Linked DNA regions of Homo sapiens: region 2 is linked to region 1. The links are chromatin loops, found by intact Hi-C in ENCODE. Cell type or tissue: Caco-2. All regions are shown on one strand. Links, peaks and the distances in the headings refer to the core of each region. The heading gives the core; the rest is flanking DNA. Region 1 overlaps LAP3 (leucine aminopeptidase 3). Region 2 has its middle 4.6 kb from the start of FAM184B.

Region 1 (2,917 bases), core at 327-2,826:
AAGAGGGAGTCTCGCTCTGTCACCAAGCTGGAGTGCAGTGGCATGATCTCGGCTCACTACAACCTCCACCTCTGGGGTTTAAGCAATTCTCCTGCCTCAGCCTCCCGAGTAGCTGGAATTACAGGCACGTGCCACACACCCAACTAATTTTTGTATTTTTAGTAGAGACAAGGTTTCACCATGTTGGCCAGGATGGTCTCGATCTCCTGACCTCATAATCCATCTGCCTCGGACTCCCAAAGTGCTGGGATTACAGGTGTGAGCCACCGCTCCTGGCTCTTAACATCATTTTTAGATGTCACTCTAGATGAGCTGATCTGGCGCACTTGTTATTTCTGCTTAAAGGTACAGCCCAGGCTGGGCACAGTGGCTCACTTCTGTAATCTTGTAATCCCAGCACTTTGGGAGGCTGAGACAGGTGAATCACCTTGGTCAGGAGTTTGAGACCAGCCCGGCCAACATGGTTAAACCCCATCTCTACTAAAATATAAAAATTAGGCCAGGCACAGTGACTCATGCCTGTAACCCCAGCACTTTGGGAGGCTGAGGCGGGTGGATCACCTGAGTTCAGGAGTTCGAAACCAGCCTGGCTAACATGGCAAAAACCCCGTCTCTACTAAAAATACAAAAATTCGCCAGGACTGGTGGTGCGTACCTGTAACCCCAGCTACTTGGGAGGCTGAGGCAGGAGAATCACTTGAACTCAGGAGGCCAAGATCACGCCACTGCACTCCAGCCTGGATGACAGAGTGACACTCCGTCTCAAAAAAAAAGTACAGCTTGGAATGTTTTAAAACGACAAACCTAATATTCAAAACATTTTACAACTGCAGAACAATTCCTCTGGTGAAAGATCTTTGAATGCCAATGGACCAAGCCAAATTTTAGCAAAATAATGCCACAAGTATAGTGTGTGAAATCCATGCAACGAACAAGACTTCCTTCAAACAAAATCAAGGCAAGTGCGCGGTCTGACCTGTTAAGGTGGCGGCATTGAGGATGACCTTCGGGTTAAACGTGTGTGCGTAACAGAGCGCATCAGCCAGTATGAGCCTCCCCTCAGCATCAGTGTTATCAACCTGCAGAGGGTCAAAAACAGAAAGGGTGACAGCGCAAGTAAAGAATATGAAAACTAGACACTTGCAACAGTGTTCGACGGAAAAGTTGGAAAAAGCTACTGTGACGTGTGTCATTATCAAACCATTCATACTTCAATGAGAATAGGAACATATCTAATCTGGAGAGCAAATATGATTTAATAATCCCCCAGCACCTTGGGAGGTAGAGGTGGGCAGACAGCTTGAGCCCAGGAGCTCGACACCAGCCTAGGCAAGATGGTGAAACCCCATTTCTAATTAAAAATAAAAAAATAATAATATAATAATCACTGTACCAGAGCTGATGACCTAATGTTGATGACTTTGGAAGCCAAAATAAATAGAAAAATGTCTAGTCCATTTTACCCGTAACTTTGTAACAAGAAGGGGAAAAATGTAAAGATTTCCAAAAATGAGGTTAAAGAGCTTTAAGAAAGCTACAGCTACATGGCAGTCTCAATCCTAGAAATGAAAACTCTTGCAACTTCAGTAACACTTCCTAACTATATTCCTTTCTTTTAAATAGAGGTCCAGTCGTTTTCTGAGTGGCTTGTACACACCTGCATGCACGTGCCACCCAGAGGACCTGCTGCCACATCCCCTTCAGTGCAGGGCCCATGATGTAGGACAGTATGTTCTACCTCAACACCTACAATGGAAAAAAGTCACTCATAGCACAGGTATATCCAGAAGATAGCCCACAATTTTACTGCTTTGCCGCCCTCTGCAGGGCTGGCAGCAAATTCATGGAAACGTGTGTATACACATGTATAGCATACAGGAAATGGGAGGAACAATAAGTCTGGAAAAACATTCTTCAAAATCCCCCAAAAAAGATACTTCTGCCTTTGCAAGAAAAGCTACTCAGGGGCCGGGAATGGTGGCTCGCGCCTGTAATCCTAGCACTTTGGGAGAACAAGGTGGGCAGATCACTTGAGTCTAGGAGTTTGGGACCAGCCTGGGAAACATGGCAAAACCCTGTGTCTACAAAAAGCTAGCCAGGCATGGTGGCACGCACCTGTGGTCCCAGCTACTCAGGTCGCTAAGGTGTGAGGACCACCTGAGCCTGGGGAGGTCAAGGCTGCAGTGAGACATGATCACGCCACTGCACTACAGCCTGGGTGATGCAGCGAGACCCCATTTCAGGAAAGGGAAGGAAAAGAAAGGCTACCCAGCACTAAAGACAGCACCCTCCCCTAATATGGTTCTGGGGCTCTGCACGCATCCTAGCTGTGGTTATGTGGCCACCACGGGATTCCTGAGGAACGCTGGATGGGGAGTGCTGTGTCTCACATTTACAAACCTGGATGGTCTTCCCGTTTTTGGCTCTAACAACATCCCCCGGCTTGTTGGCCTTGCCGCTGGGCATATTTTCACAAAGAGGGGCCAGACCTATTGGAAATAATATATGAAGGCACACAGTATATACTGGGTCCAAACATGCCACCTATGGGACAAGAGGCCACCTGTGAGCCATGAGAAGCAAGACACAAAGGCCACCTTAACGAACTGATCAAATTTAACATCACCAATGACACAACTGACATGATGTGTCAGCAACAAGAAGTACACATCACCCATGTAGCATTCTTCCCAAAGAAGTCTAACTTGATTCTAATCAAGAAGAAGCAATTCAAATAAATACAAATTGCAGAATATCATGAAACAAGCCTAGACCCTTCAAAACTGCTAATGCCGTGGAAGAAAACAGGAATAGGGTCTAGAATCAAGAAATCTAAAGGGGCACCAACAGCAATGTGTGGTCCTTGATTAGTTTCTGGATTTAAAAGCTAAATATAGGCCAGGCGCGGTGGCTCATG
Region 2 (2,917 bases), core at 143-2,642, 190 kb before region 1:
CATCAGCTTTTAAAAATAAAATATGGTATAGGTGCTATACGGAAATGCAGAGCTACGAGAACATATCTTAAGGACATGCAGACTGATCTGCAACTACAGAGACAGCCTTCCTATGGAACTGACATTCAGGCTGAGATCTGAAAGATGAGTAGGAATGAGTCAGGCATAGTAGGGGAAAAAGCCTTCTAGATACTCAAGAATGTGAACTTGGTTTTAGATGAGTAATATATTAGGAGTAATAACAATAATCGAGTTACCTGTGCCACTTAACTGATTAGGAAAGAAAAATACTAATTAAAAGCTTTAGCCTAAGTAAATCTACCGAAGTAAATTTTTACCAAAGAAATCACCTAAGGCAACACTTAGATTATCAGCGTGGTAAAGATGAATTATTTAATACCTGTTGGGACAACCATTTAGCCATCTGGAAAAGCATAAGTCTGGAGTCTAACCTCATTCCATATATCAGCATAAATCCCAGGTAGATAAACCATATTTTAAATGAAGTCATGAAAGTACTAGGATAAACTATGGATTCCCTTTTCCTCATAATCTGGGGTAGAAAAGGCTTTTCTAAGCATGAGGAAAAAGCCAAAAAATGTGAGGGAAAAGATCAACAGATTTTCCTACATAAAAATTCAAAATGTTTATAGAGCATGAGAAAGCTAGAAAAAAAATCCGCTAACTGCGGGAAATGTTTGCAATATATATGATAGGCAAAGTGCTAAAAGCCCCTATTAAGGAAGAGCTCTTTGTAAGCAGCAAGAAAGCCAGGCAAAAACAATGACTAATCAAGTTGTGGGAAGGTATTCAGTTCTACCAGCAAACAAGTGGTGCGGGGGAATATTTCTGTGGGAACACTTGCACATCTGTGCAAAAACCCACTTACAACAATGTCATGTAGGCAGTTCCCTTGATGCAATAGTAACCTTAAAATACACGATTAGGCAGGCTGTCCCAGGTGTCATGGACAGGAAACCTCACACCGCAAATTAAGAGGCTCAAATCACATGGTTTATCGCTTTTAAACAAAATATAGTTGGAAAGATATAGTGACGTTTAACACATTTAGGATAGGGTCCAAGAGAGGTGGGAGGAAAAATTACCTGAATTTCATGTTACGCAGTGTTGTGGCGTCTTATCTGCTACATCAACCTTTACCTCTGATAATTAGGTTATGAGGACCGCAGCCAAAACTGAAAATGGGGGCTCAGCGGTGCTTACAGCCAGTGCACACTTGCTCTGTCAGAAACTCAGGGGCAAGGATACCTAGCTAATGGCCTGCTGAGAGCCGTGGGTTTTTTGTTTGTTTGTTTGTTTGTTTTTATTTTTAGAGACAGGATCTCACTCTATCACCCAGGCTAGAGTGCAGTGGCAGGATCATAGCTCACTGCAGCCTCGAACTCCCGGGCTCAAGCAATCCTCCCACATTAGCCTCCCAAAGTGCTGGGATTACAGACATGAGCCACTGCTCCCGACTGAAAGCCATGTTCTTAATCTGTGTTTCTGTGGCAGAACAGAAATAGGGCCAGAACTGGTGTCATTAATGAATGGCCATTTTAGGAATGAACTATCAGCCTGAAGGTGGCATCGTCTGTACATTGCAACTTGGCCTTTCCCACCTTATTCTGTCCGTTAGGAACACTCTTGTTTCTTCCATCCTTTTTACATATATTCCATTTATTCTCTGTCATGTCTTGCTCTACACTATCTATACTTAACATCTTAATACTGCCTATTTCACAGGCTACTTCTTTGCCCATTATACTTAACACATGAATTTCATATATTCTTTTTTTTCTCTATCCCTTAGGACAGAATTTAATATCCTCATAATACAGCAAGCATACATTACAAATATACGTTAAAGATTTTGGCTTGAAATATTTTAAAAATTGTCCAGTAGAAGATAGAGTAAATGGTATTGTATGTAATGGAAGACTGGTTGTTAGGAATGGGAAGCTAGATCTTCATTGACAAAAAGATATCCACTTTATATTACTGAGTAAGTAGGGTTCAAAAGCATTATTATAGGCGGGACATGGTGGCTTACCCCTGTAATCCTAGCATTTTGGGAGGCCAAGGTGGGCGGATCACTTGTCAGGAGTTCAAGACCAGCCTGGCCAATATGGTGAAACCCTGTCTCTACTAAAAATAGAAAAATTAGCCACGCATAGTGGCAGGCACCTGCAATCCCAGCTGAGGCAGGAGAATCCCTTGAACCCAGTAGGCAGAGGTTGTAGTGAGCCAAGATCGCACCACTGCACTCCAGCCTGGGCGATAGAGTGAGACTCATCAAAAACAAAACAAAACAAAAAAAATTATTGGTCGGGTGCAGTGGCTCATGCCTGTAATCCCAACACTTTGGGAGGCTGAAGCTGAGGTCAGGAGTTCGAGACCAGCCTGGCCAACATGGCGAAACCCCATCTCTACTAAAAATACAAAAATTAGCCAGGCATGGTGGCGCATGCCTGAAATCCCAGCTACTCAAGAGGCTGAATGAAGCAAGAGAATCTCTTGAACCCGGAAGGTGGAAGTTGCAGTGAGCCAAGATTGCGCCACTGCACTCCATCCTGGGCAACAGGAGCGAGACTTCGTCTCAAAAAAAAAATTATTATAGTATTTGTTTATAGTTTACACAGAAGTGTGTAAACATTCCTGAAATACATATATGTTTGTTACATTTTCTATATGTTTACACAGAAATGTCTAGAAGTATCTTCTCCAAAATATTAACAATAATTTTCTCTGAGTTTGGAATGTGGGGTTATTTTTGCTTGCTTCTACTCTTTTTTTGTTGTTGTTGTTTGTATTATTATGGGTGAGGATGTTTGGGGGGGATACTATGAGAAGTTTATAATCTAAAGAAAAGGCAAATCAATTATGATTTTAAATTTTTCTGACCAAGCACAGTGGC

Evidence for each region. A loop is a pair of places that touch in the nucleus more often than their neighbours do. Peaks named below come from ENCODE experiments on the same cell type or tissue, not always from the same donor. Only the 100,000 strongest peaks of a DNase experiment are listed, where the experiment ranks them.
Region 2: it touches region 1 in a loop (27-fold over the local background); 1 of 110 quality-filtered maps calls a loop at or near these places.

The regions. Positions count from the first base shown.
Region 1 is chr4:17,596,618-17,599,534 of GRCh38, reverse strand. LAP3 (leucine aminopeptidase 3) reads right to left here. Exons shown (of 13, transcript NM_015907.3): 9 at 2,401-2,489; 10 at 977-1,079. The region is part of intron 2 of MED28-DT (MED28 divergent transcript); the gene reads left to right. Among named protein-coding and RNA genes, the nearest start is that of MED28-DT, 17 kb to the left of the region's middle. In Caco-2, for the core only: no CTCF peak of the experiment used is centred there; a DNase peak (open chromatin) is centred at 1,799.
Region 2 is chr4:17,784,739-17,787,655 of GRCh38, reverse strand. No RefSeq gene overlaps it. Among named protein-coding and RNA genes, the nearest start is that of FAM184B, 4.6 kb to the right of the region's middle. In Caco-2, for the core only: no CTCF peak of the experiment used is centred there; no DNase peak of the experiment used is centred there.